Regions from separate parts of the Homo sapiens genome. Here region 1 is linked to region 2. A link is a loop called in an ENCODE intact Hi-C map of the cell type or tissue named here. Cell type or tissue: PC-3. All regions are shown on one strand. Links, peaks and the distances in the headings refer to the core of each region. The heading gives the core; the rest is flanking DNA.

Evidence for each region. A loop is a pair of places that touch in the nucleus more often than their neighbours do. Peaks named below come from ENCODE experiments on the same cell type or tissue, not always from the same donor. Only the 100,000 strongest peaks of a DNase experiment are listed, where the experiment ranks them.
Region 1: a loop joins it to region 2, with 4 times the contacts of the local background. A loop is called at or near these places in 2 of 110 quality-filtered maps.

The regions. Positions count from the first base shown.
Region 1 is chr12:29,419,911-29,436,775 of GRCh38, reverse strand. The region is part of intron 1 of OVCH1-AS1 (OVCH1 antisense RNA 1); the gene reads right to left. It also overlaps a transcript of OVCH1 not described here. Among named protein-coding and RNA genes, the nearest start is that of OVCH1-AS1, 39 kb to the right of the region's middle. In PC-3, for the core only: a CTCF peak has its summit at 8,596; DNase peaks (open chromatin) are centred at 4,915, 6,205, 7,875 and 10,845; H3K27ac peaks cover 4,334 bases.
Region 2 is chr12:29,157,536-29,174,400 of GRCh38, reverse strand. All of the region lies in intron 1 of FAR2 (fatty acyl-CoA reductase 2), which reads right to left. Among named protein-coding and RNA genes, the nearest start is that of FAR2, 17 kb to the right of the region's middle. In PC-3, for the core only: no CTCF peak of the experiment used is centred there; DNase peaks (open chromatin) are centred at 9,440 and 11,040; H3K27ac peaks cover 2,569 bases.

The sequences.
Region 1 (16,865 bases), core at 3,972-11,971, 260 kb before region 2:
ACCACAAACCCACCCGGAGGAACAAACAACTCTGGATGCGCCACTTTTAAGAGCTGTAACACTCAACTGTGAAGGTCTGCGGCTTCACTCCTGAAGTCAGCAAGACCATGAACCCACCGGAAGGAAGAAACTCTGGACACATCTGAAGGAACAAACTCTAGACACGCCATCTTTAAGAGCTGTAACACTCGCCGCAAATGTCTGCGGCTTCATTCTTGAAGTCAGCAAGACCAAGAACCCACTAGAAGGAATAAATTCTGGACACAAAATGAGCTGAGTGAGAAATTTATAGACAAATACATAAAAAATATAATATTTGGCCTTTTTAAAACAAATGAGAAAATTTAACTGCTAAATTGACAACAATTTTGAAGAATGATTATACTTGTCAAATGTTATATAACATGTATTTTCATCTCACTGAGGTATAACTTGGAGTATGTTTTCTAGAGAAATATTTTTCAAAACTAAGTTCATAAAGTACTGGGTGTCTCAACTTTTAGCTATACTTATATTATTAAAATAAGCTTTATGTATGTGCAGAGATGTTAACACACTAGATTCATTCAGCATTTTTATAGTGGCCAAAATGGAAAATAGTCTAAATCTTAGTCTAAATAATTAACAAAAATATAATATAAATTATAAATTTATGCAGCCATTAAATAAAATATTGTCACATAATTTTTAAAATAAAACACCTGTCATATTGAGTGAGAAAATCAGGATGAACTATATAATTCAAATTTGTTTAAAAAGTAAATGAAATACAGGTCTAAAAAGATCAATATGTTTAATTGGACATCTTTATAAGATTATGAGTAATTTTTTTTGAAATTCTCTAAATTTTTCCCAGTGAATAAATAAACATTTCTAATTTTAAGGCTATAAATAGGGAAAAGAAGGAGGAAAAATATGTCTTGTTCTACAAGCTGAAATGGATTCATAGTGGAGCAGTTACAGGGAGCTTCATGACAGTATTCAAACCATTTAGCAGCCTGCCTCACAAGAAAGGGAACCAGATGAGATTACATCATCTTCTGAGGGGTGCTTTAGAAATCTTAGGGTAGTGGGAGGTTGAAGGAAACTGCTATTACCAATACCCTTTTTAAGTCACGGGGCCTCCGGGTGCGGTAGCTCATGCCTGTAATCCCAGCACTTTGGGAGGCCGAGGTGGGCGGATCACGGGGTCAGGAGATCAAGACCATCCTGGCTAACACAGTGAAACCCTGTCTCTACTAAAAATACAAAAAATTAGGCGGGCGCCTGTAGTCCCAGCTGCTCGGGAGGCTGAGGCAGGAGAATGGCGTGAACCCAGAAGGAGGAGCTTGTGGTGAGCCGAGATCGCGCCACTGCACTCCAGCCTGGACGACAGAGCGAGACTCCGTCTCAAAAAAAAAGTGGTTTTTAAGAGACAGGTTCTCGCTATGTTGTCTAGGCTCAAGTGCAGTGACTATTCATAGATATGATCGTAGTGTATTCAGCCTTGAACTCCTGGGCTCAAGCAATCCTGTTCCTCAGCCTCCCCAGTAGCTGGGACTACAGGCTCACGCCACGGGTCTGGCTGTTCTAAGAAATACTGTCTAAAATGTTTCATTTTGACCAACTAATGGGTTTGACTTGTGTGGCAATTACTGCAACTTGCCTGTTATAAATTTGGCCACTGTGGATAAATGAAGGTTATATGTAGCTAAAGCTCAAATATACTTGCTAAAAATATTATATTTCAGTTTGGTGACAGCAATAACTTTTTAGTTCCCTGAGGACCCAGTCTTAGACCATGTCACCTTTTCTTACAACATATAGTTTTTAAAAGATGTACCTAAGTTATTCCGACATCATAAGAACTGGGCATTATGTCCTAGTTGATTTAGAACTACTGTCTTAAAACTGCTTAGACTCAGGAATAGGGAACATCCAGCTCTCTATTCTAATTGGCTTTTATTCAGTTATTTTTCCCATTTTTATATTGATATAGCAGAAATTTATAATTTCAAACATAAGAATTTTTTACTTTGCTCAATAATCTTTGTCTTGATGAATAGTAAGGTTTTTTTTTGTTGTTGGGGACAAGGTAAATTATGTGAAAGAGATTCACTTTTATGAAAATCTCTTACGATTTTCACATATAATGTCATTTTGGCCATGAAGAGTTTTCTCTGAGAGACTCTTTTTGTATTTCTGGTAAGTCCATTTTTTCCCTATTTGTTGTTTTTGTTCAATTTCTTGTGCTTCTTTTGTTCCATATGTATGTTTTTGTTCAATTTATTGTGCTTTATTGGGAAAATTTTGTTATCGAATAAGTAAATTAATAGATTGTAATTCTTTGTTTCATTTGTCAGCTTTAGGAAAGGACAAAAATATAATATTTAAAATTCTGACTTCTGTAATCTGTGGAGGCCTCATGCTAAACCTGTATGAAGTACAAGATTGAGCAGATTTTTTTTAACACCTAAGCATACTCTTTATTTTTCTGGATACTTGGAATATTGCGACAATACAGTCAGAAATTTTTATCCCTAGCAAAGAAGTTTCAAGTAGCTTTTCTCTTTTGGAATTCACTTCCTGAATGTACTAATATCAAGAATAATTTGTCCTTTTTTTCTTTACTTGTTTGATTAGTTCATATGTGTTAGTTGTAACCAGATTTTTGAAAGATACGCTTTGTCCGTCATCCTGTGGTTTGAGCAAAGGCACTAATAGCATTATGAAAACGGGTAACTATTGCAAATTATAGAAATCGGATATCATAGAGAAACATTTGCCATTATATTTAATTCTGAATATTTATTAGAATTCCCTCAGTACTTAAGATTAATCCATTCACACTCATTTTTTTTTAATCAGCCAGCAGGCTTTGCTTTACTGCCCATTTTACCTTTTGTTTCTTTTTTTTTTGGACATGTTAATTGAAATACAGTTTGGGAGGCATTTCCATTAAAAACATTTTACTTAATTTTAGTATGATAATGTAAGAAGTGTTGGAAAAAGAAAACAGAAGAAATTTGCATCAAATTTAAGTTATGTAAGTATATCATAAGGGACTAACATAAAATAGAAAAAAATCTCACATTTAAACCGAGAATTATTCAGACCACCAACAAATTGTTGTAGGAATATGCCAGGCACTATTCAAAGAAATGAAGATTGAGCAATGAACAAGACAGTCCCTGCCATAGTAGCACTTACAGTCTAGTAATGGAGATCGTCAATAATCATATAAAAATATATAGTATATTAAGTTACTGTATTAGTCCATTTTCATACTGCTATGAAGAAATACCTGAGACTGGGTAATTTATAAAGAAAAAGAGGGTTAATGGACTCACAGTTCCACACAGCTTGAGAGGCCTCATAATCATGGCGGAAGGTGAAAGAGGAGTAAAGGCACGTCTTATGTGGCAGCAGGCAAGAGAGCGTGTGCTGGGGAACTGCCTTTTATAAAACCATCAGATCTTGTGAGACTTATTCATAATCACGAGAACAACATGGGAAAAGCCCACCCCCATGATTCAATTACCTCCTACCGGGTCCCTCCCCAGACACATGAGGATTATGGAAGCTACAATTCAAGGTGAGATTTGGGTGTGGACACAGCAAAACCATATCAGTTATAAAGAAAAAAATACAGTGTGCAACAAAAATATATAACAGAGGAAGCTTGTTTACTTCGATGGAGGACAGGGAAGGGAATCAAGGAAAACTTGGATTTCTCTTTTTTTTAGCAAGACTCCATGGAAGTTATTTATACTCACTGTCTCCCCTTTTGCCCTCTCGTTTTTCTTGAATTTATCCTCATATGGCTTTATTTTTTTCCTACCATTTCATGGACACTGTTCTTGCTGAAGCTATCAATGACTTCCACAAGTCCAGATTTGGTAGTCCCTTCTCAGTCATGACACAGACGAGCTCTCCCTCCTCAAATCTCACTTGTTTTGGTCTCCAAAAAAGGAGAGCTCACTGGTCTCCTTCAGAGTCTTGGCTGGTTTTTCCTCATTTTCTCTATCACTGTCAGTTGAGGTATCCCAGGACCCAGTCTTTGACTCTCTTCCTTTCTTTACCTATACTCCTTCCTTAGTGATCTCACCCATTCTCTAGCTTTAAATACCATCTATACAGTGATAACTTCCAAATTTATATATCCAGTCCCAGCTTCTTTATTGAACACTAGCACTGTATATCCAAGTGTCTCCCCTTCCACTTGGCTATCTAATAAGAATCTCAAACTTAACATGACCAAAATTGAACCCTTGATTTCCTACCCCTGCCTCCAAGCTCTTCCTCCACCAATCTTTCCCACCTTAGTAGATAGCAACTCCATTTTGCTAATTAATTACTCAGGCCATTAAACTTGGTCCACCTTGATTTCTCACATTCCACATCAAGTATAGCTCATCAGTAGGTCTTTCAGTAAAATAGAGCTAGAATGCTACTACTTCTGAACAATTCCACCATAATATTTTGGTACAGCCTTCCTTTAGCCAGTTTTATGTGTAATAGCCAAAGTGATCATTTTAAAATGAGTAATTGAGATCATGTTTATAATCCAATGTTTTCCTAACTCATTCATAGTAAAAGTCCTTATAGTGCCTACAAGATGCTATAGGATCTGGCTCTTGACTATCCCTTTGATGTCTTCCCCTGCTACTTTTCCCAGTGCTCACTTCATACCCAGCCATGCCAACCTTGCTGCTGTTCCTCAGCAAGCATGCCCTCTGCTATATCCCTGAAACCTATAACTATGCGTGGTAAATAGTACTCAAGAATTGTTTATTTGAATAAAGGTAATGACATTTCAGCTAAGGCAGAGTAGGAGTGGAAAATAAGGAGGTAGCTCCTTAGCTGATGAATGGGTTAACAAACGTGTCTATTTTGCTTAGGCGAATCCTCCTGCCTGAGAGCTAATGTATGAGTAGGGGTTAACTCAGGTAAGAGACTCTTATTACATATATTCATTCTGTTTTTCAGATAAACATAGAAAACCTTTAATGTAGACATGTTTTTCGTGACAGAAGAATTATAATAGATTTATATACCCCATGTGTGAGGTTTATTCAAGATCTGACTCATTTTGTGTTCTTAAGATTGCAGATAAAACACGCTATGAGAAATTATGATATGTCTATGTGAATAAGAAATATAGAGCCATTATAATTTATATGAGGTAGTTAGTAGCATGGAAAAATGGTCACAATAAATTAAATAGGGGGAAAATGTTGTAATGGTATAAAATGGAATACAATTTTTTAAACATATACAGCATAGAAAGACTTTGCAAGATTTACATTAAAACATGAATATTGGTTGCTTAAAGGAGGGACTATAGGAGGATTTTTTTTTTGAGACAGGGTCTTGCTCTGTTCAGGCTGCAGTGCAGTGGTGTGATCATGGTTCACCGCAGCTTCAACCTCCCAGGCTCAAGTGAACCTCCCACCTCAGCCTCCCAAGTAGCTGGGATCACAAGTACACACCACCATACCTGGCTAGCACTTTTGTTTTTTTTGGTAGAGACGAGGTCTTGCTGTTACCCAGGTTGGTCTCAACCTCCTGGGCTCAAGCAATCTTCCTGCCATGGACTCCCAAAGTGCTGGAATTACAGGCGTGAACCACCATACCCAACACAACTTTTTATCTCCTCCTTTGGACTCTATTTTTGAAACTTTCTATAATGAGCATATATGCATTGCTTTTATAATCAGAATAAAGAAATATGTTATAAAAGTTTAATTGGGTGTATTGACCCTGAATGTTCTTATTCTATATTCCATGAGAGGAAAAATTAAATACAATCATAGCCTTGGGAGATTGCTTGGTGCCTTAGCAAACCGTTTCTGCCTGGACTCACAGGGGTACTCTGGGAGGGCAGCTAGAGGTACTGGGAAAAGGCCACATGGAGAAGGAACTCTCCAACTGAACTTTGTAACAATTTGAACTGATCAAGAAGCCTCCTGGCCAGAACTCAAGGGAGGGTGTTAATCTGGTGTGCAGACTCCACAGGCAGGAATAGAAGGAAAGCCATACTTGATTTCGCAGCTGGGAGGTGGGTAGCCTGGGACAAATTCTCCAGCTCTGCTCACCCACTGCCTGGAAACAGACTCAGTGCTTTTGGAGAGGGCATGGTGGAAGTGAGACAAGCCCTTTGGATTGTGTGGAGCTGGGTGAGGTCTGTGACTGTCAGCTCTCCCCCAGTTTCCCTGAAAACCTGCATGACACAGCAGAGACAGTCATAATCCTCCTAGGAATGTAACTCCATTGACCTGGGAACCTCACCCCAATCTCCCACAGCAGCTGTAGCAAGACCTGGCCAAGGAGAGTCTGAGCTCAGACACACTTAGCCCTGCCCCCACCTAATGGTCCTTCCCTACCCACCTTGGTCACTGCAGAGGGCATATACTCTTGGGAGTTCTAGGGGCCCGCCTATCACCTGTTCCTCCCCATTCGACCACAGCTGGTGCTCTCTGGAAAATGCCACCTCCTGGCAGGGGGCCAACCAGCACAAAAATAGTGCTAATGCTATTTCATAAATGATATTGAAGTTATGTTTTATGCAGTTATGGGGGAAGTGAAATATTACTATGGCATTTGCAAATTTAGAGAAGTCCTAAAGATCTTAGGTCACATCTCTTGAATATCAAGTGTCAATTCACACACCTCTAGACTGAAGATAATAATACCTGTATCTTATGATTGTGAAACCTAAATAAGATCATGTATGAAATAGGAGTGACAAAAATAAATTGAAATGTAGACGTGGTGTGACTTAATGGATTTACAGTTTGTGATTTAAGGTCAAATAATTCAGGCTGTTTGCTTTTGAAGTGGGGGTCCGTTTTTCCAAACAGAAGTCATTTAAACATAAGTAAGGATCTGTGGATACCAAGAAGCAATGATAGGAATTAATAAAGTATGCTACAGTTTAGGTTTTAATGACCTACTTGTAGACATTCCAATTAGATTCAAGTAACTTCTCTTTTTGATTATTGTATATTTTTTCTCTTTGTCTCAAGGATGTCCAGTATTGGATTTGATTCCAGTGACTTCTGTTGAGATCACATCTCTTGATTATCCTAACAGTTAACTCAACATGCTGAATTACACTTGGACTTTTTATTCCACAACAGTAAATAAAATGAAGGCCATGATTAAAGACTTTATAACAGAAGAATCTTTGAACTGTGATTGGGATTATATAATATTTATGATAGACCATATCAGCAATCAATTCTACTTTGTAAATTTATCTTTCTTAAATGGCCTACACTAACTGGCACCAAGTATTTATATAATGAATATACATGTAAAACATGACCTACATTGGCCTTGGGAACAATAGCATTTGTTGTCAGTGATTTCTCATCAGATCCTTCATTAGAATCCTATAGCATTATTGAGCACAGTTGGATGAGTATGAGATCACACTCACTGGATCTTTATTCCTTCCCAATCCTGGCTTGTCTTGACTTTTTAGTACAAAAATTCCTATCTCATTTAACCATTAGTTGGCACTCTTGGTTTTGTCCAGATGCCATATGTTTTAAAGGATTTTATTTCCTAAATGGCATTTTTAGATGGTAACTTTTTTGAAAATGTATTTACTCAGTGTTACCAGTATCAGGTTTTATACTCATAATATAGATGGCCCTTTTTAGACCTCAGATAAATTAAAGTGGAGAAAAGTTCCATTAGCCAGAATAATCTTTACCGATGAGTGGTGCTGAGGACTAAGAAATTAATGGTTGGAGGTGCTGGGAGTCAAACTCAGGGCCTTGTACATGAGAGGCACCTGTCTACCAGTGAGCTACACTCACTTACCAAGCTTGAATAATCTTTAGAAATGTATTGGTCACATAGTGTCTGTCATGCTTGAGCATTTGGCAGTATTCCATCATGAGACTGACTCATAGAGGGAAACTTTTTGAAACATTTTGTAATTGAGTATTGCATCAACTTCTCTAGTTTCCTCTTAGTTCTGCCACTTAGGACACCATTAAAATCCATTTATTGCACAGGTCAAGAGGAGGATTTTGATGCTTTCTTTTTCCAGGGACCTTGACCCCTCCTATGATAGTTCCAGATTTATAACACCATTAAGTTCAGAATTTTGCTTTGAAGTTCCAAAGTTGCCTAACTTTCCTATCAGTAAGTATGGCTCTTATTAGATTATAAAGCAATTGGGGTATGGAGGAGGGGAAGATTTATAAGTTCAAGCTATTGGTTTTCCTTAAGATGAACCATGGGTCTCCATAGCACCATACTCTTCAACCCTAATTCCTGTCAATACCCTTTCACCAAAGACCCTAGAAATGTACCTGTAGTTGAACAAATTGCATTTTGCACTCATTGCAGAGAGGGAGTATACACACCATGGAAAACCATGGGGTATCTCAGTAAGAAGGTGTTAGAAAAACCTATAATAGAGGTAGAGCTTTGGGTAATTTTGGAGAGGGTCTAAGGAAATGGACTTTGTTCTGAATTGGTTTCTGTCAGGAAGTAGAGCAATTTTACGATGGCTATCTCAGTCAAAAGGAGGCCTGGCTAGAGTAAGGATAAAACTGTAACTGGTAAAGCAGTAGCAGTTCCTCATTTTAGCCAAGAGAGGGAGGAGAGTGGTATTTTGGTGGTTGCACACAGCCGTTTTTTGTCTTACCTTATCATAGACTAGCACCGCCCTGTCTGCTGTTGATGTCCTGTGAGACAGTGTATGTCCAACAGGAAAATAACATGGTCCAGCTGCGAGCATCAGACCAGGTTCTCTGTATGTCAGGGACTGCTTTTCTCTTTCTCACTCTTTAATATTCTCCAAACTGGTAACATCATTCCTCTTTAAAAGCTCAGATTAATCAAAATTTCAGAGGTGTCAAATGATTACAAATGAGACAACCTGAATTTCTGTAATGAGCCTGTGTAATTCTATATAACAGTGAAGGGATTTGCATTTATTTGTGAGCTCGCACAATTTTACTTCAATGAACCATGCAATTTCTGTAAAGATTTTGGACCTAATGAATATAGACCCCTGTTGCTACTCTCCTGGCTTCCCCGTTAGCTAGGCTATCACCCCATTCAAGCTGCTATAACAAATACCATAGACTGAGTGGTTTCCAAACAACAAATATTTATTTCTCACAGTATGGAGGCTGAGAAGTCCAGGATCCAGGTGCCAGCAGATTTGGTGCCTGCTAAGGGCTCACTTTCTGGTTCTTAGGCACAGCCCATTCTCACTGGGTCCTCACATGGAGGAAGAGGCCTCTAACCAAGCACATTCTGTCTCAAGTTTCACGTCCTCAATCATTCAAATGCTACCTTACCTGAGACCTCCTCTATCATACAATCTAAATAGCCTTCCTTAACCTTTTCTTCTAGGGATTGATCATGGCCTGATGGAGTATTATCTTTCATTCATTTATAATTTGTCTCTTCTACCAGAATTAAAATTTCCTGGCAACAGAACTTTGTCTCTTTTGTTCTTGCTGTATCCTCAATGTCTAAAGCACTGCTTGACAGAAAATATTTGATTTTTAAAAGAAAAAGTGGAAAAAATGGCCCTGAATGAGGGAAGAGCTTGGTAACTTAGGGAACTGTCAGAGGTCAGAGTGACTAGAGAGAGATTGAGCAAGGACAGACTAGAATGAAGTGGGGTGGTGGAGCAGAGAGGCTTTCTCCAATTGTGCAGCTCAGGCTATGATAGTGACTTTGGATTTTATTCCAGTTCAATAGGAGGTCATCATAAGTTTTGACAGGGGAGTAATTTGAAGGCTGATCTGGAGTGACAAAGTGAATTGTGTCTATAGTTATGAGGCTCTTGTCTACACCTGCACTGTCCAATCCATGTTGCTATTTAAATGTAAATTAGTTAAAATGAAGTAAAATGTGACAATACCAACATTTCAAGTGCTCAGTAGCTACATGTAGCGAGTGACTACCATATTGGACAGCAAAGATATAGAAAGCTCCATCATTGCAGAAAGTTCTATTGCACTGTTTTAGACAATAGATGATGTTGCTTTAGAGGAGGATAACAATAATGGAATGCGAGTGAAGTAGACAGATCTGGAGATAGAATGGAGAGGATTTCCTGATGGATTGAATATGGAATTCAGTATGCAAATCAAGAATGACTCTTAGGTTTATGATGTGAGACACTGGAGAAAGCATTTATGGAGATGGAAAATATGACAGGGAGAAAAAGATTTATAGAGAGATATCTGTTTGGGCCATGCTAAAAACATTGCTCTGATATATCCAGATTGAGTTGCCACTAGTTAGCTAGAGATAGAACTCTTGAGCTAGTGGAGGATTTGGAGCTATAGATATCAATTTGGGACTTTTCAGTTTCTCACTAATTTAGTTATCCTTTCTCCTACATCGTCTATCTTCTCTATCATTCTCATCAGTTTCAAACATGTTCTAATATTATCTATCATTTAAAACAAACTAAAACTAATGTAAGTCAGCAATTATCCCATTTCTCTGCTTCCTTTTAAAGCAAAATTTCTCACTTTTTAAAGGGTTGATGGATTTAGGAAGTTTATGGGATCAATGGCTTAGAAGGTCATGGTGAGATTAAATAATTGTAGCAAAGAAATATTAATATACTTAGGAGGTGGTGATTTAGAAAGTGGGATGTTTGAACTAATTCCAGAGGTGTCAAATGATTACAAATTCAGAGCAGCGATAGTAAAGAATTAAAAGATAAAGGGAATCATAGTACCATAGTACTAGCTGAGTCTCACAAGTTCTTTACTTGTTGGTGTGCAATCTGGTTACTAAATATTTTGAATATCCCCCTTGGTCAAACACAAATTTAAGGAACGTTGGCAAACTGGAGTGCATCCAAAGAGCATAATGAGCAGGATGTAGAAGGGTGTGGACATCCTGGGCATGTTTACCTTGGAGAAGAGAGAAGACAGAAGGATCATAATTCTTTTTAAATATACATGGAATTCTCATGGAGAGGTTCTCAGGCCATGTACAAAACTTGTTCTGCTTAATATTATCTAATAACTTATTAAATATTTACCATTATCCAGGCATTGTTGAGCTAAGACCCAATCTCATGAAGATGAAAACTCTTAATCTTTTAACAATCTTATGTAGGTAGGTTACATTATCTTCATTTTAAATATGAGACAAGCAAGTCACAAAACTGTTAAATAAATTGCCTCCAGTGACATCGCTAATAAGTAGAAAACGTGGGACTCAACTGAAGCACTCTGTGTTCTTGGCCACTATTCTAACCACGTGGTAGTCATCACATTGATGCCTTTTGACACAAGGAGAGGAAGAACAGTCTAGAAATTAGATCAGTTTAAAAGGAGAAAATGCTGATAAGTTCCAGGTCATATCTTCAAGGCGAGCATTATATGTTTTGGATTATTTTAGAGTAAACTCTGTATTAGGTGTAATGTTCAACTTAATAATCTAGGAGCCTGTATTTAAACTAGCCCCTTTTCCAGCCACCTATCTTCAACCTACAGGCTTTATAAATGTGTTTTCTGTATTTCTGTCTAAGTCATCAATGAAATACCGTACTCGGTGGAACCAAAGACAGAATCATTTCCATACCATTTAGACCTTCCCTCCAGGTTAACATTTCTTGTATGGTTATTTAATCACCTGTGGAACTTCCTAGCCACATAATTATCTACGTACCATTTGCTGTCTGTTCACAGGGACATCACAGGCACTTTATTAAGTGCTTCATTGAAGTCAAGGTTCATTAAGTTCATCCCATTCCCCCTAGCCACCATCTAATTAGCTCTTTTAAAAAATGAAATTAGGTTAATTTAATGTGGCGTGTTAAGGATCCCATGTTGCCTTCTCATGACCACTGATTCCTCCTCCAAGTGTTCAAAAACCATCTGTCTAATAATTTGCTGTAAAAATTTTGCTGAGGTTTATTTTCGTTTAACAAATATGTATAATACTTTGTAAATACCAACTGATTTAATCCTAAGAAAATATTGTTTTTATCTACATTTTGCAGATGAGAATACTGAGGCACAGACAGAGATTGAATAACTTGCCATATAGTTAATATGGCAGGTTATTATGGAGTTATTATCTCCATTTTGCAGATGAGATTATCGAGGCACAGAGAGAGGTTGAGTAGCTTGCCATATAGTTAATAAGGGATAGAGTTGGTTCAAACCAGCAGTTTGGTTTTAGAATCTGTGCCTGTAAGCACTAAGCTATGTCCCTTCACTGACAGGACTTTGGAAACCCCTACACCTCTCTGTTTTTCTCTGTCTCCTACCTACCGCCTTATGCTCCCAAACATCCTTTTTGAAAAACAGAGTAACAGTTTCCTGTTGGGAACAGGCCCCCCAAAATCTGGCCATGAACTGGCCCCAAAACAAAATCTCTGCAACACTGTGACATCTTCATGATGGCCATGATGCCCATGCTGGAAGGTTGTGAGTTTACTGGAATGAGGGCAAGGAACACCTGGCCCACCCAGGATGGAAAACTGCTTAAAGGCGTTCTTAAACCACAAACAATAGCATAAGCGATCTGTGCCTTAAGGACACACTCCTGCTGCAGATACTAGCCAAACCCATCCCTTTATTTCGGCCCATCCCTTTGTTTCCTACAAGGAATACTTTTAGTTAATCTATAATCTATAGAAACAATGCTTATCACTGGCTTGCTGTTAATAAATACGTGAGTAAATCTCTGTTTGAGGCTCTCAGCTCTGAAGGCTGTGAGACCCCTGATTTCCCACGCCACACCTCTATATTTCTGTGTGTGTGTGTCTTTAATTCCTCTAGCGCTGCTGGGTTAGGGTCTCCCCGACCGAGCTGGTCTCGGCATTTTCCCATTTCCATTATTTTAAAACTTCCAGGTTATTTGTTGGTTCTACCCAGAACCCCTTTACTTGACATGAAAGCATCTCCAAGGTTCCCCATCACTTCCATTCCACCAGATAGAGCTGCTTTGAGGATAAGGACGATGTAGAGATTAACTACTCCCCTCCTTTCTTTCTCGGATTTCTGAGATACCGTTATCATGAAGACAAATCAATAGTGTTTCATTGTTTTATTTTAGGAGAACTTAAATGTACAGCAAATGTCCTGTTACTATCAGGACCACCTTTGTGCCAACTTCTGTGTTTCTGAATTTTAAAAGAATCATTATTGTGTTTTAGAGCAGATTGTCCCATTACTTTTGTGTCTCTGTCTAGTTATCTTCGCGCAAATGCCCTTTTTTCCTCCCATCCTTAGGATAACAGATTGCCATACAAGTGTGTACCATTTTTTCTATCAGGTCTTTCCCTTTGATCTTTTAAAAGCTATACTCTTCCATTGTGGCACTCAAATCATGAGTTCCATCCTACAAATCTTGATCTTGTATTCCTGACAATCATTCTTTTGTTAATATCAACAGTTTGGAATTTAATGTTACCTCTTTGTCCTCTTTCAGTTATGTCATTGCACAGAAAAAGTACTTTAATTATCGAATATGTCTTTCATTGCAGCTCATTTACATGGCTCCAAGAAAGAGTTTATCTTGATATCCAGTGCTGCTTACCTGACTGTGCATTTTAAGACTGATGAGTCTGAGAGAAAGAGGTTTTAAGCTTATTTTAGAAGAGATGATTCAGGAGCAATCACAGAAGAGCAATATTGAGACCCAATTTCCTATCAGTGGTAAGTAATTGCATTAAAATGTTTATTAAAGCAGATACTGCATAAGCTTTGAAGTAGAACCTGCAGCCCATTGGTTTAAGGGTCACTAGTAGTCTCCCTACTAAAAAAAGAAAAGGATATCTTCATTTCAAACCATTCCTTAAGGCATAATACTGGTAGTTCCAAATGAATCATCTGAGGTAATAAAGTTAATTTGTGTATGTGCGTTTATTATTTTTAAGAAATAATGATAAACACGAAAGTCAGTCATTTGCTATTTAAATGACCCAGTGGGGACATTCAAGCCAAAACAGAGTTCATTGTATTTCCATGTCTCTCTTACCATATCTCTTCTACCAAGTAGCTACCCCTCACCCTCATAAAGTTCCCAGAAGAGAATAGATTAGCTGAACATGTACTAACTTCTCTGAATAAAATAGAAACAAACTTAATGATTTTCTACTTATCCAATCTACTTTTAAGCCATAATTTCATCAGTTGTGCTTAAGATTTAAAAACCTAATTAATTTGTTAGTTTATGCTCCCACTGATATAGTCTTCATCTTGCAAATGAATGAACATATTAGGTGAATGAAACTTTCTGTCCTTCAACAATACACATACCATCAATTAAAAACCTAATTAATTTGTTAGTAGGAGGTCCTCTTGATTAGAGTGTAATTCAGGTGGAATTCTAATGACCAACCTTCAGTGAAATGTCCTTCTTGACATCACTTTGTCTTTTTTAAGACAGGGGAATGAATGGGCTCTTTGAAGAGTCCTTGATTTGAGCCTCATCATTCTGTAGGTGAGACTTTGAATAGTTTAAGGGATGCTCATCTAATTGACCTTTCTGTCTCCATTGCTTTTATCCTTCCATATTTCATCTCTAAATTGACCCTTCATTCTCACAGTAAAAATATTTCTATTGCCTCATTTCTTTAAGTCTTCCTTTTTTGCAGGTTGGATACTAATAAAATATTGCTGTTACACATGTGTACAAACAGCCCAAAGGTCTAAGACTGAGCATATAATGTGGATTAAAATCCACCCTTAAACCTTAATGCAGTGAAAACAGTTTTGAGTAAACAACTTTTTTTCCTAAGATCTTGGATAGTCTTTTGAGGAGTTTGCATGATTTTGGCATATATATTTAAAAGGAGAAGAGAATTGATGTTTTATACATATCTGAAAAGGAAGTAGAAATGAGTTTTAACATAATATTGAATAAACAACACAAATCCACTGTGCTAGAAACTTTTTGTTTTAAATACATGTCTGGTATGAAATAGAAATCTCCAGTAAATAATTATATAAATAAGCACATATCCTAATTCTCAAATTTTTGTGTATATTTAAGAAAATTCATACTTAAAAACATCTCTTGGTTTTTAGTTACTAAAATTATTTCCTGGAGAATTTCTTTTTAAATTTGAGAATGGAATAAACACAGTGCTGGAAATTTTCCTTATATGTGTTCTTTATATATATGTTGTATTTTGAATACGTGTAGTGTAAAGTGTTTTGATAAGTCTAGATATCTGTTACACTGGAATAACACAAATAATGCCACAGAAAGAACAATGACCAATAATTTCATGATTAGATGCAATATTTTTATTTTAAAAATCAGTTTTATGTTTTGAGTATCCTAAAGATGCATATATTAATATTTTAGTTAACTTTATTGATCTTCTTATTTTAAAAGCAGTGCAAGAAAAGGTAAGTCTCATCTCTTGATCAGAATCCTAGTTTTGAACCTAAGAAATGCCTCCATTCTGAAATTTTAATAGACTTTTATAATTACTTTTATATAATGTTTTGTTATTACTTTTCTAAGGGATAACAATAGAAAACAATACAGGAAGTTGGCCAACCCAAGACAAACGTAGCATTCCAGCTGTTGACCAATTTCGAATGGAAAATTCGGACAGAAATACAAATGTGCTGCCAGCCATGCTTGGAGAGCCTAGGTTGGTTGGTAGCTGTGCTGCATCTGCAATGTCATGGCCCTGGCTAGTTAGTCTGCAGCACCCAGACAACATTATTATAGAGGCTCCCTGGCCACAAAACAGTGGGTCCTGGCAGCAGTGCATTCTAACTTTAGGTCTGTGCCTGTGCCTGTGGTGCAGGGTCTCTGAGACTGCTTGTTCAAGGGCTCACAATGGGTGTACCCATCTGCTCTCCCTATGTCACAAGAAACATTAAAGTTTATGCTCCCGCTGATATAGTCTTCACCTTGCAAATCAATGAACATATTAGGTGAATGAAACTTTCTGTCCTTCAACAATACACATACCACTAATAGTTTTTCATTTTAAAAGCTGCTTTTGGCCGGGCGCGGTGGCTCACGCCTGTAATCCCAGCACTTTGGGAGGCCGAGGCGGGTGGATCATGAGGTCAGGAGATCGAGACCATCCTGGCTAACAAGGTGAAACCCGTCTCTACTAAAAATACAAAAAATTAGCCGGGCGCGGTGGCGGGCGCCTGTAGTCCCAGCTACTCGGGAGGCTGAGGCAGGAGAATGGCGTGAACCCGGGAAGCGGAGCTTGCAGTGAGCCGAGATTGCGCCACTGCAGTCCGCAGTCCGGCCTGGGCGACAGAGCGAGACTCCGTCTCAAAAAAAAAAAAAAAAAAAAAAAAAAAAAAAAAAAAAAAAAAAAAGCTGCTTTTTCCTTCCAGCTCTTTTTAAAATAAGTGACTAACAATGCTGCCCTCTCTTTCCTCATCTATAAAATGGAGATAATGATGTCTTAACATGTGTGCATCAGCTTCTGAACATATCACCTAGAGCACTGGAGTTGCTAAACGGTGGGTCTCCTTCCTCCTTGCTCTCCTCTACTGACTGATCATCATACCTGCTCCCAAAATAAATATAGAAAGTTCTGAAAAATTTTAAAGAATGCTCTTGGAAAGAAAATTTTTTCTTTGATTTCATCTGAATCTTGTTTCCATGTGATATTGAGACATTATCTGAAAATTCCTTCCTCAGTTTAAAGGTTGCTCAGTACTAAAATTCTGATATTTCTAATATTGGTCTCCCAGAAGTAGTGAGATGGTTGAGAACATCACATGATGTCCCATAGCCAAATGATTAAATATAATGTTTTCAGTGTCTTCAAAGTAGCAGTTCCTTCTATCTGCTCAAATAACTTGGTGAGCAGGACCCTTCAGTGAATCAAAACCTCATTTTCTTTATCATCCCCCAACTTTACTCTTGAATAGGTAAATCTCAAG
Region 2 (16,865 bases), core at 4,558-12,557:
TGGTGCTTTTCCAGTTTCTCCTATAAGAATAATTTCTAGTATAAACTCCAGGACTCCATTCCCTTCTTTAGGCACCCGGGCTCATCAATCAGAAAGACATATTTTTTGCCCAAAGCCCCATCGTGGTGGGGGAGGGGCAGACTATCTTCTCTGAAATGTTAGGATCCCTCCTCAGACTAGCAGGCCTAACAAAAGCTATTCCTGAAGCTAGGATATGGGGAGCTTCAGAAATGATATCCTTCCTATTCAGGTGAGGACAAAAGGCATCACTCCTCCAACCCTGGAGATCACTTCCCTCCCTCGGGGTATGGCCCTCCACTTCATTTTTGGGGCATAACATCTTTACAGGACAGGGGTAAAGTCCCAATACTAACAGGAGAATGCTTAGGACTCCAACAGGTTTTCGAGAATGTGTCAGTAAGGGCCACTAAATCTGACCTTCCTCAGTCCTCTTTGTGGTCTAAGAGGACAGGCAAGGGTGCAGGTTTTTGAGAATGTGTTAGTAAGGGCCACTAAATCCAACCTTCCTCAGTCCTCCTTGTGGTCTAGGAGGAAAACTAGTGTTTCTGCTGCTGCGTAGGTGAGTGCAACTATTCTGATCAGCAGGGTCTAGGGACTGTCGCGGGTTCTTGGGTAGGGGGGGTGTGGGGAAACAAACAAACCAAAACTGCGGACGGTTTTGTCTTTCAGGTGGGAAACACTCAGGTATCAACCGGCTTACCCTTGAAATGCATCCTAAGCTATTGGGACCAATTTGACCCGCAAACCCTGAAAAAGAGGCAACACATTTTTTTCTGCACTATGGCCTGGCCCCAGTATTCTCTCTCTGATGGAGAAAAATGGTCACCTGAGGGAAGTATAAATTACAATACTATCCTGCAGCTTGATCTTTTCTGTAAGAGGGAAGGTAAATGGAGTGAAATACCTTATGTCCAAGCTTTCCTTTCATTGAAGGAGAATCCACAACTATGCAAAGCTTGCAATTTACATCCCACTAGACGACCTCTCAGCTTATCCCCATATCCTAGCCTCCCTATTGCTCCCCTTCCTATTAATGATAAGCCTCCTCTAATCTCCCCTGGCCAGAAGGAAACAAGCAAGGAAATCTCCAAAGGACCACAAAAACCCCCGGGCTATCGGTTATGTTCCCTTCAAGCTGTAGGGGAAGGGGAATTTGGCCCAACCCGGGTACACGTCCCCTTCTCCCTCTCTGATATAAAGCAGATCAAAGCAGACCCATGGAAGTTTTCAGATGATCCTGATAGGTACACAGATGTCCTACAGGATCTAGGGCAAACCTTTGACCTCACTTGGAGAGAAGTCATGCTACTGTTAGATCAAAACCTGGCCTTTAGTTAAAAGAATGCAGCTTTAGCTGCAGCCTGAGAGTTTGGAGATACCTGGTATCTTAGTCAAGTAAATGATAGAATGACAGCCAAAGAAAGGGACAAATTCCCTACCAGTCAGCAAGCCATCCCCAGTATGGAGCCCCACTGGGACCTCAACTCAGATCATGGGGACTGGAGTCAAAAACATCTGTTGACCTGTGTTCTAGAAGGACTAAGAATTAGGAAAAAGTCCGTGAATTATTAAATGATGTCCACCGTAACTCAGGGAAAGGAAGAAAATCCTTCTGCCTTCCTCGAGCGGCTACGGGAGGCCTTAAGAAAATATACTCCCCTGTCACCTGACTCACTCAAGGGTCAATTGGTCCTAAAAGATAAGTTTATTACCCAATCAGCTGCATATATCAGGAGAAAGCTCCAAAAGTGAGCCCTGGGTCCTGAACAAAATCTGGAGGCATTATTAAACCTGGCAACCTCAGCGTTCTATAATAGGGACCAGGGGAACAGGCCGAAAAGGAAAAGCGAGATCAGAGGAAGGCTGCAGCCTTAGTCATGGCCCTCAGACAAACAAACCTCAGTGGTTCAGAGAGGACAGAAAATGGAGCAGGCCAATCACCGGGTAGGGCTTGTTATCAGTGTGGTTTGCAAGGACACTTTATTTTTTTTTTAAACTTTTAATTAAAAAGTAAACTTTAATGTCGAAAATGCAAACTTGGGGAAGACAGAAAAGATCACACACAAGGCTGTCACTTAACACTTGGAAGGTTGCACAGTGGCTGGGCAGAGGTGCTCCTCACTTCCCAGATGGGGCAGCGACCAGGCAGAGACACTTCTCACTTCCCAGACGGTGGGGCGGCCGGGCAGAGGCACTCCTCCCTTCTCAGACAGTTGGTGGCCGGGCAGAGGGCATTCCTCACATCCCAGATGGTTGGTGGCCAGGCAGAGGCGCTCCTCACTTCCCAGACAGTTGGTGGCTGGGCAGAGGCGCTCCTCACTTCCCAGACAGTTGGTGGCCGGGCAGAGGTGCTCCTCACTTCCCAGATGAGGCAGCGGCCAGACAGAGGCGCTCCTCACTTCCCAGACTGGGCGGCAGCCAGGCAGAGGTGCTCCTTACTTCCCAGATGGTTGGCGGCCGGGCAGAGGCACTCCTCACTTACCAGTCAGTTGGGCGGCAGGGCAGAGACGCTCCTCACTTCCCAGATGGGGTGGCGGCCAGGCAGAGACACTCTTCACTTACTAGACAGGGCAGCGGCCGGGCAGAGGTGCTCCTCAGTTCCCAGACAGTGGGCAGCTGGGCAGAGGCACTTCTCACTTCCTGGATGGTGGGCAGTCAGTCCGAGGTGCTCCTCACATGCCAGATGGGGCAGCAGCTGGGCAGAGGCCCTCATCACTTCCCACATGGTTGGCGGCCAGGCAGAGGTGCTCCTCACTTCACAGGCGGTTGGCAGGCCGGCAAAGGCACTCCTCACTTGCCAGATGGGGCGGCAGCTGGGCAGAGGCACTCCTCACATCCCAGACAGTGGGCAGCTGGGCAGAGGCGCTCCACACTTCCCAGATGGTTGGGCAGCCGGGCAGAGGCGCTCCTCACATCCCAGATGGGGTGGCAGCTGGGCAGAGGTGCTCCTCACTTCCCAGATGGGGCAGCAGCCGGGCAGAGGCACTCCTCATGCAAGGACACTTTAAAAAAGATTGTCCTATGAGAAACAAGCTGCCCCCTCGCCCATGTCCACTATGCCGAGGCAATCACTGGACAGCACACTGCCCCAGAGGACAAAGGTTCTCTGGGCCAGAAGCCCCCAACCAGATGATCCAACAACAGGACTGAGGGTGCCTGGGGCAAGCACCAGCTCATTGATGGCCAGGAAATTGACTTCCTCCTGGACACTGGCATGGCTTTCTCATTGTTAATCTCCTGTCCTGGACAGCTGTCCTCAAGGTCTGTTACCATCTGAGGAATCCTGGAACAGCCTGTAATCAGGTATTTCTTCCACCTCCTCAGTTGTCACTGGGAGACTTCGCTACAGATAGTAAGTATGCTTATCTAATCCCACATGCCCATACTGCAATATGGAAAGAAAGGGAGTTCCTAACCTCTGGGGGAACCCCCATTAAATACCACAAGGAAATCATGGAGTTGTTGCACGCAGTGCAAAAACCCAAGGAGGTGGCAGTCTTACACTGTCGAAGCCATCGAAAAGGGGAAGGTGAGGGGAGAACAGCAGCATAAGCGGCTAGCAGAGGCAGGGAAAGACCAGCAGAAAGGAAAGAGAGAAAGAGAAAGTCAGAGAGAGAGAGAGAGAGAGAGGAAGAGACAGAGACAAAGAGGAGTCAGAGAGACAGAGAAAGAGACAGAAAGTCAAAGAGAGAGAGGAAGAGACAGAGAAAAAGAGGGAGTCAGAGAGAGAGAGAAAGAGAGAGACAGAAAGTCAAAGAGAGAAAGGAAGAAACAGACAAAGAGGGAGTCAGAAAGAGAGAGACAAAGAAGAAAAAGAAAAAGAAAGAGAGATGAAAATACTAAAGAAAACACAGTGTATCCTATTCCTTTAAAAGCCAGGGTAAATTTAAAACCTATAATTGATAATTGAAGGTCTTCTCCGTGGTACTCCAGTACCACCTTGTTGTCAGTGTAAACAAGGGCATAGCCCGAAAGCACTGAGGCCACTGACAACCCATAGCCTTCCTAACAAAAATCCTTAACCCAGCAGGTTTCCTAACAGGGGATCTAAATCTTAATTACCATACAAAGGTCTGACCAGACCAAGGAGGAACTCCCTTCAGGACAGGAGATAGATGTTTCCTCCCAGGCGATTAAGGGAAAAAGACACAATGGGTATTCAGTAAATGATAAGGAAACTCTTGCAGAAGCAGGGTTAGGAAAATTGCCTAACAACTGGTCTGCTCAAACGTGCCAGCTGTTTGCACTCAGCCAAACCTTAAAGTACTTACAGAATCAGGAAGGAGCCATCTATACCAATTCTAAGTTAATATGGGCTGAATGAGGTCTTATTAATAGCAAAGAATAATTGAAATCCCAAACTTACAAGGTTTTCAACAAAAGTAAAGTTTGCTAAAAAAGTTAACAGTGTAACTTGTATTATCCTAACTTCTAATCTTACGGAAATCATACCCTATCTGTGCCCCTCAAAGCTCAAGTCCAAGAGTGCAGGGCCATACAACTAATACCCCTACTTATACGGTTAGGAATGGCTGCTGCTACAGAAACTAGAATAGCAGGTATATCTACTACATTATCCTACTACTACAAACTCTCAAAGGATTTCTCAGACAGTTTGCAAGAAATAACAAAATCTATCCTTACTCTACAATCCCAAATAGACTCTTTGGCAGCAGTGACTCTCCAAAACCGCCAAGGCCTAGACCTCCTCAATGCTGAGAAAGGAGGACTCTGCACCTTCTTAGGGGAAGAGTGTTGTTTTTACACTAACCAGTCAGGGATAGTAGGAAACGCTGCCCGGCATTTACAGGAAAAGGCTTCTGAAATCAGACAATGCCTTTCAAATTCTTATACCAACCTCTGGAGTTGCACAACATGGCTTCTCCCCTTTCTAGGTCCCGTGACTGCCATCTTGCTATTACTCGCCTTCAGGCCCTGTATTTTTAACCTCCTTGTCAAATTTGTTTCCTCTAGGATCAAGGCCATCGAGCTACAGGTGGTCTTACAAATGGAACCCCAAATGAGCTCAACTAACAACTTCTACCAAGGACCTCTGGACTGACCCACTGACCCTTTCACTGGCCTAAAGAGTTCACCTCTGGAGGACACTACAACTGCAGGGCTGCTACTTTGCCCCTATCCAGCAGGAAGTAGCTACAGTGGTCATTGCCCAATTCCCAACAGCAGTTGGGGTGTCCTGTTTAGAGGGGGGATTGAGAGGTGAAGCCAGCTGGACTTCCTGGGTCGAGTGGGGACTTGGAGAACTTTTCTGTCTAGCTAGAGGATTGGAAACGCACCAATCAGTGCTCTGTGTCTAGCTAAAGGATTGTAAATGCACCAATCAGCACTCTGTAAAAACGCACCAAATCAGTGCTCTGTGTCTAGCTAAAGGATTGTAAACACATCAATCAGCACTCTGTAAAATGGACCAATCAGCACTCTGTAAAATGGACCAATCAACGCTCTGTAAAATGGATCAATCAGCAGGACATGGGAGGGGACAAATAAGGGAAGAAAAGCTTGCCACCCCAGCCAGCAGCAGCAACCCACTTGGGTCCCCTTCCACGCTGTGAAAGTTTTGTTCTTTTGCTCTTCACAGTAAATCTTGCTGTTGCTCACTCTTTGGGTCCACACCACCTTTAAGAGCTGTGACACTCATCACGAACGTCCACGGCTTCATTCTTGAAGTCAGCGAGACCACAAACCCACCAAAAGGAAGAAACTCTGGACACATCTGAAGGAACAAACTCCAGACACACCATCCTTAAGAGCTGTAACACTCACCGCGAAGGTCCGCGGCTTCATTCTTGAAGTCAGCAAAACCAAGAACCCACTGGAAGGAACCAATTCTGGACACAAGATGAATACTAAATTATGATTATTGGTAGTTTGAATTACTTTCTGTTCATTTCTTTCTGAGCCTGTTCTTTAGAAATGAGCTTTTGAAACATCTGAACATGCACCAAATGAGGATGCCTCACAGGGCCTAGTCTGTCAGTAAGCACACTGCTCTCCATCCCCAGAAATGAGCTGACCAGAAATATCATCAGGGTAATTTGACATTTGCTAAGAATATAAGGTCCCCCACGTACCCTCACAGTATCATAAATCTCAGTAATTTCTGTCAGCAAAGGCAAAGGTTCATCTAATTGCAGGCTTCCCTTTTATGGAGCGAGAACCAAAGTTCAGCAACTCCCAGCTGGCCTCTGGTTTCAAGCGGGATAAACTAACTGTGCAGGAAAGACTTCCCTGGCATCTGTGTTTACTCTTGACTGACACGTTATCAAGATCCCACCCTCTGCTACTTTCTGGAATCCTGCGTAAAAAAACTATTTGTATTTCATCTATGAGGGTATGCACATTTATTTTGACGACACTGTTTATTTGGGAAGCACCATCTCTCCAAGAATGTCACATTAGTAACTGGTAATGAGGAATTTTTTTCCCACAATTCCCATCACTATCCTTAAAGTTCTTGTTTCTTACACGAGGTGTAATAGTTAATGCTTTGATACTCTCTCTAGTCATTGGTCAAAGCTGCAATTTACCGTCATATATTTATCTAAAGCAAACTTCCTTACTGAATAAGGCAAAATGTCAACATAGAAGTGACTAAATAAAGCACCAAATTGTCAGGATAATTCTTGAACTGTTGTTGGATTGTAGTATTTATATGACAACTCCGTGGAGGCATTACTTAATCAGAAGAGCTAATGTAAAGTACCTCTGGGTGACATTCAACCACAAGAGGAAAAGTGATATAGGATAATGACGTAACAATTGAAGAATAGAAGGATGTAAAAATAAGGGTGTGTGTGGAATGCTCATTTATTTGTTAGTGAAATGAAATGTTTGAGCATCTACATGCTCTGAGAGACTGAAAAGGAGAGAACGAAAATAAGTGGAAGTAAGCCTCTGGAGAAGTTCAGAGGGAATAAAATTTGTAGAAAAACGTAGGTCAGACTTGAATAGGGGAATGTCATGTCATCCTCTAAAAAGAAGGAAAAGAGGGAGGTTGGAGCAGAACCAGAGACAGATCTTTGGTTATTTTTCTTTTCTCTGTGGAGTGTGAGGCAAGATCATATAATGTTAATTTAAAAGTTGCAAGTAAAGGAAAAAGCTCCTGGAAAGGGGTAAATATTTATAACAACTCCTTCAGATAGAATAGAAAACACACCAGAAACCAGCAAAGAAGCTGAAAGCAGCAGAGTATCCAATGGGGATAGCGATGGATTTGTACCATCTCCATTTCATACACATACTTACCTGGTTTTTCTCCAGCAACGCCTGACTGCTGGTGGTTGGAGCAGGAAAAATCGATTATTGGCAAGATCCAAATTGGGAGTAACAAATAAAAAGGGTAGGAATAGAAGCAGTTGGCAAGGGTACTCTTAAAGTAATTGACCTAGGCTACACAGAGAAGGAAGCAAGATCCAGAGGAAGCTCATTGACTATGAGAAAGTGCATATGTTTATCTGTATCAGGGGCAGGGATCGTGGGGAGTTTAAAGAATGAAAGTCCTGCTGAACTGGAACCATAGCTATAGGGGGAGAAAGAAACTAAGAGAGCTGGAAGTAAAGAAGGTCACTGTCCAAGAGTGAACTGTCAGATTTAGAGATTTCAGATATAGCTGTCTGGAGCAATGTCAAAGCCTGAGGACTTGCCTTGGAAGTAGGTTTCTAAAAATCGGGTGCTTTAGTGCTTAAAATGAAAACTGATGAAAGTGTGAGGTCAAAGCATCAGAGTGCTGAATGTTCATCCACATGGACTTCAATGTTAAGAATACTCTCAGAAGTAGGAAAGGAGAGGACATATGTGAGCCACATATTTGATAAATATCAGGGAATAATCTGGAGGTGACGGGCAACAGCAACAAGGACTGACAGAAGCTATGGAAATTGCCAAAGAGGAGAGGCTTTCCTTTTGGTCAGAAAGCAGAGATCTGCATTATCAACATGGAAAGATAAGACAACACTTGGTCCACCTCACAAGGTTACTCAGGGACTCACATAAAATAATGGACATAATAAGTCCTCCAAGGAGTGTTAAATGTAATTTAAATGAAAATTACTATTATCATGTATAAAATTATGTATAGATATAGATATTAAAGTCTGTACACACACACACAAAAGACCTTATCAGTCTTAGATACTGTCAATACCATTTACTATTAATATATCAGCAACTCTTATAATTTACATCTTAGACTTTATATTAACAATTCTCAAAGCATTTCATGCACATATTTCAGTATCTTCTCACAAAAACCTTGGGAGATAAATAGTGTAGATGTTGTTATTCACAGATGAGGAAACTGAGGATCAGAGACAAGTAGTGATTTGGCTAAGGCCGCTGTTAGTGACAGAGCCAAGACTGAAATTTTGATGAAAGAAATTTACAACTTCTAACTGCTATAGGACAGGAGAAAGCTTTTTACCAGGTGTTTATTTGCTTCCTGTTTTTCCTATACAACAACATCTAGGACATTTGGACACCTGATAACTCTGTTCTATATTTTTTTTCTTAATTACCATGTATTAGAATATTAGAACTCTGTGAACTTAAATGTATTGAATTTGCAAGGAAACTCTAACCTCAACAGCTAATTTCCTCTTCAAGGCTCCAAATGTTTACCTATTTGGTACAACTGCTTTCCAAACTGTCCTTGATAACAAAGACACTCTGTTCTTGAAAAATTTGATCATCGAAAAAGAAGAAAATCATTTTTCATTGATTTTCAGGCAAATATGATGCTACTTTTAATAGAAATGTGTCTACTACATTCAAACAAAATGGGAATATTTCAACACCCAAAGCATTCTTTAGGTTAGTTCTCAAAGGAGATTTTTGAGTTGGAACTCTCTCCTAACCAAAATTATGCTTTCAATAATAACTATATTTTTATGTTAATTGCTTGCTTAATGATTACATTTTAAACTTTGTGGGCCTAATTTTCCTCGTCTGTGATCCCTGGGATTGATGCGACAAACTTTTTGTAAAGTGTCTTGCACTTGTGAAACATTCAGTAATTAGTAAGGGTGATTTTAATCAGCCATAATTTGTAATTCTGAATTTCATCCTTAGAGTATTTCCTTCTTTTGTGTAAAATGTATCACTAGGGTGACACCAACAAGAGAAAATAAACTATTGCAAACTTGAATGGTTGCAAACTTGAAACCACAGCCTAACGTAGGAGAGGTTTACATACTAATTACTTAAAATGTGAAGCAGATAGGGAATCATCTCCTTAAGCAAGATACAAATACCTGAAAACAAAGAGAAAATATTCAGCAACTTCAGCTACATTAATAGTAAGAACTTCTGTGCTTCAAAAACACACAAAAAAGGAAGTGAAAAGACAATTCACAAACTGGAACATATATTATAAACCAACAGTATGAGTCATCGTTAATCTGTTTATGACACCAGGCAACAGCAAGTAAATAGTTCTGTAAGGAACTCCACTCATACTGCTTTTACTGCTAGGGTGTCCAGCTTGCTACTGTGTCCCTGTGATTTAAAAGACACAGGAAAGATACATCTTTAGTTTAGTTTTGTTTTTCCTGCTTCTTTAACATCTCTCTGCATCTTGGTTCATGCACAATTGGAGACTCATCACACGAACAGTCTAAGACTCGTCAAAGTCATGCAACTAGAACAGGGTTCTTCAGTAGCCTCTGTGTCTGTCCTACTCCTCAGTTCATGGCTCAGAGCTGGAGCTCCCTTCACTCTCCCCTCCGTTCTTCCCTCTTCTTAGCCTTAGATATGCCCTTCTCCTTTTCCCGTCTCTGCAGGGCCAGCCGGGGTGTCCAGAATACCAAGGGCCTTCAGATGTTGGATGACCAGTATGTCACCAATATCACACCCTGTGAGGGAGATGGAAACTAGGCCTGCTGGTACCAAGAGTTGGGCTAGGGAGGGAGTGAGGGTGGAGGACAAAAGAACAGGGAGAGGAAGCTAGCTCATCCGAGAACTTTGATGCTAAATTTCCTTTTGGAGCAGAAGCCAATTCCTGTCTAGATGCAGGCATGAGAAACAAGCAAAATGGCAGCAGCCGCGTCGGCAAAAGTAAACCCAGCTGTATTCCTAGGGACTAACTGCCTCATCAAGGCCTCGTGCCTGCATAAGTGAAGAATGGGAAAGAGACCTAAATAGGTGTACTATGCAATTCCTGATTGTTCTTCCTAAATGAAGCTTGGTGCAATCGATTTTGAAAAAGCTAAATGGCCTTAATAATAAGGGAAACACTTCCATAGTACTGTATTACGTGTTGAGCTCTGTCCTAAGCAGGTAACACACACGAACTCATTTACTTCTCAGTACAGCCCCTTAGAGGGTATCTATTATTAGGTCAAACCATATGAAATTGCCAACACTCAACCATTTTGACCTACAAAGGGCAATTGTGCATGGTTCAATCTGCATTTCACCTGCATTTTACAGATGAAGAAAGCCAAATGCAGAACATTCAAGTAACTTGCTAGTAAGTGACAAACCCTGATCTAGGCAATAGGGCTCCTGTTTCTGTGGCCGTGATTAACTGTGGAAATATCTGCCTCTCTACCACACTGAAATAAAATGATGGAAATGGTTTCTTCCAACCTAAAAATTCTATCCACGAATCTGTCTCCCAGTCTCCACACACCTATCTCTTCTTGACTTGCCTGTTTCTTTTGAAATGATATCACTGCTCACTCAGTCACTCAGCTGGAAATCTAAGAATGGATTTTGATTTCTTTATTTCTCTACCACCAGAATTCAAATCATATTTATTAAGTCTATCTCAGCAGAAGCTGCAGAATCATAGGACATGAGAGTGGAAAGGAACTTTAAAGATAATCTAGTCGTTTATCTGATGTAGACATAGAGCACAATCAGGACAATAGTCTGAACTCCTGGGTTCTGGTCACTGCTCTTCTCTGTCTACTACAGTTGTCACAATGGACAAATGCTGTGGATAATACCTCTTTGCTTCTCCAGAACTTCGGGACCAACTGTAATGCTGTAACTCTCACATATGACAATAGCTTGACTCACTAAACACATACTCAGTGTCAATCACTCTTCTAACGGAAGAATGAATTAGCAGATCAACTCTATGGTGGTTACTATTATAAACCCCATTTAACAAATAGAAAACTAAGGCACAGAGAAATAAAGTGATTTGTCCACGGTCACACATCTTGTAGACTAGCTCTAGAGGCTATGTCCTCCATTCATCCTTCATCCTGTCCTATCCTTCAGTGGGCAAACCTCAGACTTTGAGAAGGGGTTCCCAGGTCTCCCCTCACTCTGGGCTGAGTTGAATGTCCTATCTGCCAAACTCTCACAGCCTCTATTCATTATCACATTTATGTAAGTGACTACTTAGTTGTCTATTTTCTCCACTGGATTGCAAATGCCTTCAGGGCAATGACTGTGTTTTACTCTTCTTAATATTCACAGAATTTAATACAATACTTGGTACAATAATCATTGAATAAATACTCGTTGAATGAATGCGTCAAAGAATGAATGGCCACCTAGCTAATCTTTCTGCCTTCAATCTCTCCTTATTCCATGTCTTCCACCTTGATGAGAGTTGGGGGAACTAATGAGACAGTAAATGTGTGAGTATAATGAAGACAAGTGGGCCTTGTCTTCATTTGCCTTCCTTAATAATAAAAGATAAGCCTTTTGGTTATTTCTCCCCAAATGTTTGGTCAAGACCTTTCCACACTATTAATTTTTTTCACCAATAACCCTTATGTCTAGGATCCAAATTAATTTTAAATTGTATACTTTGATTTTTTAGAGTGATCTATTTCCAAGGGGATGCATTTATTTGTTTTATTTTACTTAATCTATTAGACCAGAAATTAGGTTCCTGCAAGCAGATTAAATGAGCATTTGACCTTAACACTGAACAGCCTAGGCTATTCACAGTCAAAATGGGCTGCAGAAGTCATTATAGTGAGATATGTTTTAAATGACTTGATCCTTAAATGTGTTCATTCTGAGGCATCCAGACTGCTACTGTGTGCCCGTGATTTAAAATGAAATGCAGAATTCTAATGATTAATGTAGAGTCAATTGAATATCCACATGGAAAAACATGTATTTTATTTCTCACATCACACAAAAAATTAATTTCAGATGGATAGTATAACTTTTAGTGTAAAAGGCAAAACAACACAATTTTTAGAAAAGAACATCTTGCTTCATGAGTAGGCAAAAAATACTATGAAGAACACCACTAATAAATTGAACTCTATTAAGATTAAGAATTTGTGTTCATTAAAAGATAAAAAAGAGCAAAAAGGCCAGGCATAGATTGGGAGAAGACATTGACAAAGCACATATCTAACAAAGGAATTGTATCCAGAACATATAACGTATACCCACAAATAACTATGAAAAAGATAGATAACCCAATAGACAAATGAGCAAAGACTTGGGGGACATCACAAGAGAAGATATCCAAGTGGCCAAAAAATATATAGAAAGGTGCTCAATCTTTTCACTCACCAGAGAAATACAAATAAAACTACCATGCCTCACAACTACTCTCTCACCCAAATGGTTAAAATGAAAATGACAGAAAATAAGAAGTGTTGACAAGAATGTGGAACAAGGGAAATTCTTGACTACCACTGCTGGGAGTATTACTTGAACGATCACTTTGGAAAACGCTTTGGCAGATTTATTAAAGCTCTTTGCATAAAGCAATTTCACACCTAAGTATACCCCAAAGAAATGTGTACGTATGTTTAACAAAAGACATTCTCAAGAATGCTCATAGCAGCTCTAGTCCTAAGAAACTCACAATGGAAACTACTAAAGTCTTCATCAACAGAATGCATAAAGTATGGCATATTCACAGTATGGAGTATTACACAGCAATGTGAATGAATAATCTACAAATACACACAATAATTTGAAAGATCTCACAAACATAATATTGAGTAAATAAGCCAGATGTAAAAAAAAGTATTACTATATAATTTCATTTATACAAACTCCAAAAACTGGTAAAGCTAATCTATGTTTGAACTTGGCTAATCTGTGACTTAGAAGTCAAGACAGTGGATAATCTGGGAGGCACTAGGTACTGACTGCCCAGGAGTATGAGGGGAGCTTATAGGATGCTGATAAATGTTTTTCTGCTTTTCTTTTTTAACTTGGAAGATAGAATCTGGGAGGTGTCTGTGTGTGTTAAATGCATTTGTGATATATTCACTTTTCCACACAGATGTTATACCTAAAAAATAATAAAGATCATGTGGAGAAGAAACTCTTGGTGAAGTCAGTAGTCATTACTTATGTTCACTATTAATCCATACCAAAAATATATGTACTTTTTTTTAGTACACAGAAAGTGGTTTGCAGATAGTTTCATCTCATTTTCCATTGTGATAATAAGAAGTCAAGTAATAATTTCCTGGGTGTTATGGGTTGAATTGTTTTATATGTTGAAGTCCTAAACCTCAGTACCTTAGAATGTGACCTTATTTGGAAATATGATCACTGCAAATACAATTAGTTAAGATGAGGTCATACTGGAGTGGGGGGGGGTCCCTAATCCCATATGATGGATGTCTTTATAAAAAGACAGATATACGCATAGAAAGAAGAGGATGTGAGACACAAGGAGAAGACAGCCATCTATTAGCAAAGAGAGGTCTGGAACAGATCCTTCCCTCACAGCTCTCAGAAGCCAACCCCGCTGACACCTGGATCTCAGACATCTAGCCTCCAAAACTGTGAGACAATACACTTCTTTTGGTTAAGCCGCCCAGTTTGTGGTACTTTGTTACAGCAGCCCTAGCAAATGAATACATTGGGAAGACTGAAAGGTTAAGTAACTTGCCTTTGAATACAGCCATATAGCAGGAAGTTAAGTAACTTGCCTTTTGATACGCAGCCATATAGCAGGAAGTGAAGGTGATATCAAGGGTTCTTCTGCACCGGAAACACCCACCTCCCACAGTCTACCTCAATTAGCATCTCATACACTTGGCAAGGCTACTGTAGGGAATGGAGAGCCATGGAAGGTGTTATGCAGGGGAATGACATAATCCTTTCTCTGTTTTGGAACAATGTAATGCTCATGAATCACTGAAGATGAAATATAAAATCCTATGTATCCCAAACAGCTGTACAGTCTCTGTGAGGAATCTTCAGAAGGCATCTTTCCTGAACTGACAGTGGCCAAAGTCTAGAGGACTTCAAGGAACTAAAATGGCCCACTTAATGGCTCCTAAAGCAGTCATTACCCCATGTTGTTCTGGTCATGAATTCTGTGAGAATCTGTTGAAAGCTAGAAATCCTCTCATCAGACAATGCCTGTACTCATCTAGTTCAGGAGAATAAGTAAGGACTTATAGGGCAGATGGTTGGTTTTTGATCTTGCCTCCAGAAATAAAGACAGATAGCTGAAGATAATGGGGTTTTTCCACTTATCTTAGAGGAAGTAAGCAACTAACTACTGATCCTATGCCAAGATTCAACGGTATCATTCTGGAAACTTCATAACTTCTTCACATTGGTTATTTTTGCTCTTCCCCTCTCACTTTCCCCACAAGGATTAGCACTTAAGTACTTAAAACACCAAGAGTTTGTGTCTATCTTTAGATACAGAAGGAAAGTAAAGCTAGAGGATGCAAGCTACGTCTCAGCCAGTTTGAGGAAAGAGAGGACCTGGTGACACAGTGAGTAAACGAGAGGAGAGACACACAAGCTAATAACCCCCAAGCCTTGCGGTGGTGAATCAAGAACATTGTTTTCTGGGGAAGAATTTTCATGATCTTCCCTATGGAATTTTTCATAATTCATTTCAACTCTATTTCCCATCATACCCTCTTTTTTTTTTTTTTCCGAGACAGAGTCTCACACACAGTGGCGCAATCTTGGCTCATTGTAAGCTCTGCCTCCTGGATTCACACCATTCTCCTGCCTCAGCCTCCCGAGTAGCTGGGACTACAGGCACCTGCCAACATGCCCAGCTAATTTTTTGTATTTTTCGTAGAGATGGGGTTTCACCATGTTAGCCTGGATGGTCTCGATCTCCTGACCTCATGATCCGCCCGCCTTGGCCTCCCAAAGTGCTAGGATTACAGGCATGAGCCACCGTGCCCGGCCTCCCATCTTACTCTTATTGGTGTTAAGTGCTTGGTGCTATGGGAAGTCAAGTCATTGACTGGGGCTAGTTAGAAGAGGGAAGAAGGGAAAATAAAGATATATGAGCATTGTATATTTACACATTGGGTATCATTACTGAAAAATTGCACAAACTCCAAGTTGCAACCGGCCAAATATTGCTCAAAGAGTAGGGAGTACTAAAATTTGAGGGCTGGTACTATAACTTGTTTTGCATTCTATTTGCAAAGCTAAACACCCTGCCTGGCACATAGTAGGTACTCAGTAAATAGTACAAATGAATAAATGAATGAATGGAATGGAATTGTCATGGGATTTGCAGTCATAAGATGTGGATACTAGCCTTGATGCACCCACTAACTAGATGTGTGACAAGCCACTTTACGTCTTCAGGACTGGCTTTTATTTTCTTTAAGAGAATTGAACCAAATATAGATATGGTACTTGAACATTCTACAATTTCCAGTGTGAATATACTTAGTTAAGACAAAGCTATTTGCACTCACTACTATGTACTGTAGACAAGATGGTGTGATATGTGCCAACATATAGTATGTCTAGGAGTTCAAGGAAGTCTAATTTGGGAAAAGTTTGTTCTGTCCTAAAAGAAACTGAGACCTAAATTTATCTAAGTGTCATCCTGTGATCAGCAATGCATTCAGCGGCACTTGCATAACCATTGCCTCCGGCAGGACTGCACCAAAATAGCAGAAGGAAAAGAAGGAAGAGGCAATGTCACACTTCTGCTAAGAAGAGAGTTATGGCAAGTACAAGTTGCTGAGAAAGAAGCAAACTGCTCATTTGGATGAAGGAAATTAATTCTTTGAAGCCATCAAAGATTCCTGCAGCTTTGAGAATAGTTTGGTAAGTGGATCTCAATCCCCAGAAAACTCTTTGGTAAAAGAACAAGTGCCCATCTTTTAGATCATGTGCTTAGCTTCAGGGCAGATATGTCCTGAAGGTCTTGTGTAAACAAAACACAAGTGAAATAATATTCAATTCAAAATGAGACAATAGTTACAGTGAAATAGAGAAATACAAAGTTGGTTTTTTTACTTATTATTATTTACTGACATCAAGTTGGTTTCATTAATATTTACTTAATATCTATCAGAAACAAATATTATTTTAAGTAAACAGTTTCTCTTAAGTTTTAGGCAAATTGCTCTATGATTTCACTAACTGAATACCATCCATCTTTAAGATGCTAAAACTATGTTACTTCTATCCATACAACTTTCAGTATTAAATATCCTTTATTGAAAATAATAAGCAAAAATCTTTAATACATGCACAAACACTGACTTGTTACAGTTTCTTTTACTCAGTTTATCCATTTCTTCTGGGCAGATTCTTTTGGTTTCTTGACAATACTGTGCACTGGTGAATCTAACTCTGCTGGAAGTGCTTAAGTGGTTTCAAATATGTTGGGACCAGACACATAACTTAATTGCCATCCTAATTTCCAAGGATCTTGCTTTCAAGGATACCTGGGATTTTTGCTCACTTCTGTGGAATGTGCCCTCACAATGACCTGTGATAAATAGTGCACGATTTTTAAAAAATGATCTAAAATGTGGGGTGTTTTTATAACTATTTCTCATTTCTTGGCTCAGGAAATATTATTCTTGCCTCCTATGGTCATCCTGTTATTCATCAGCAGATGCTACTGATCCAACAGCTTCCCAGCTAAGATGGAAGGA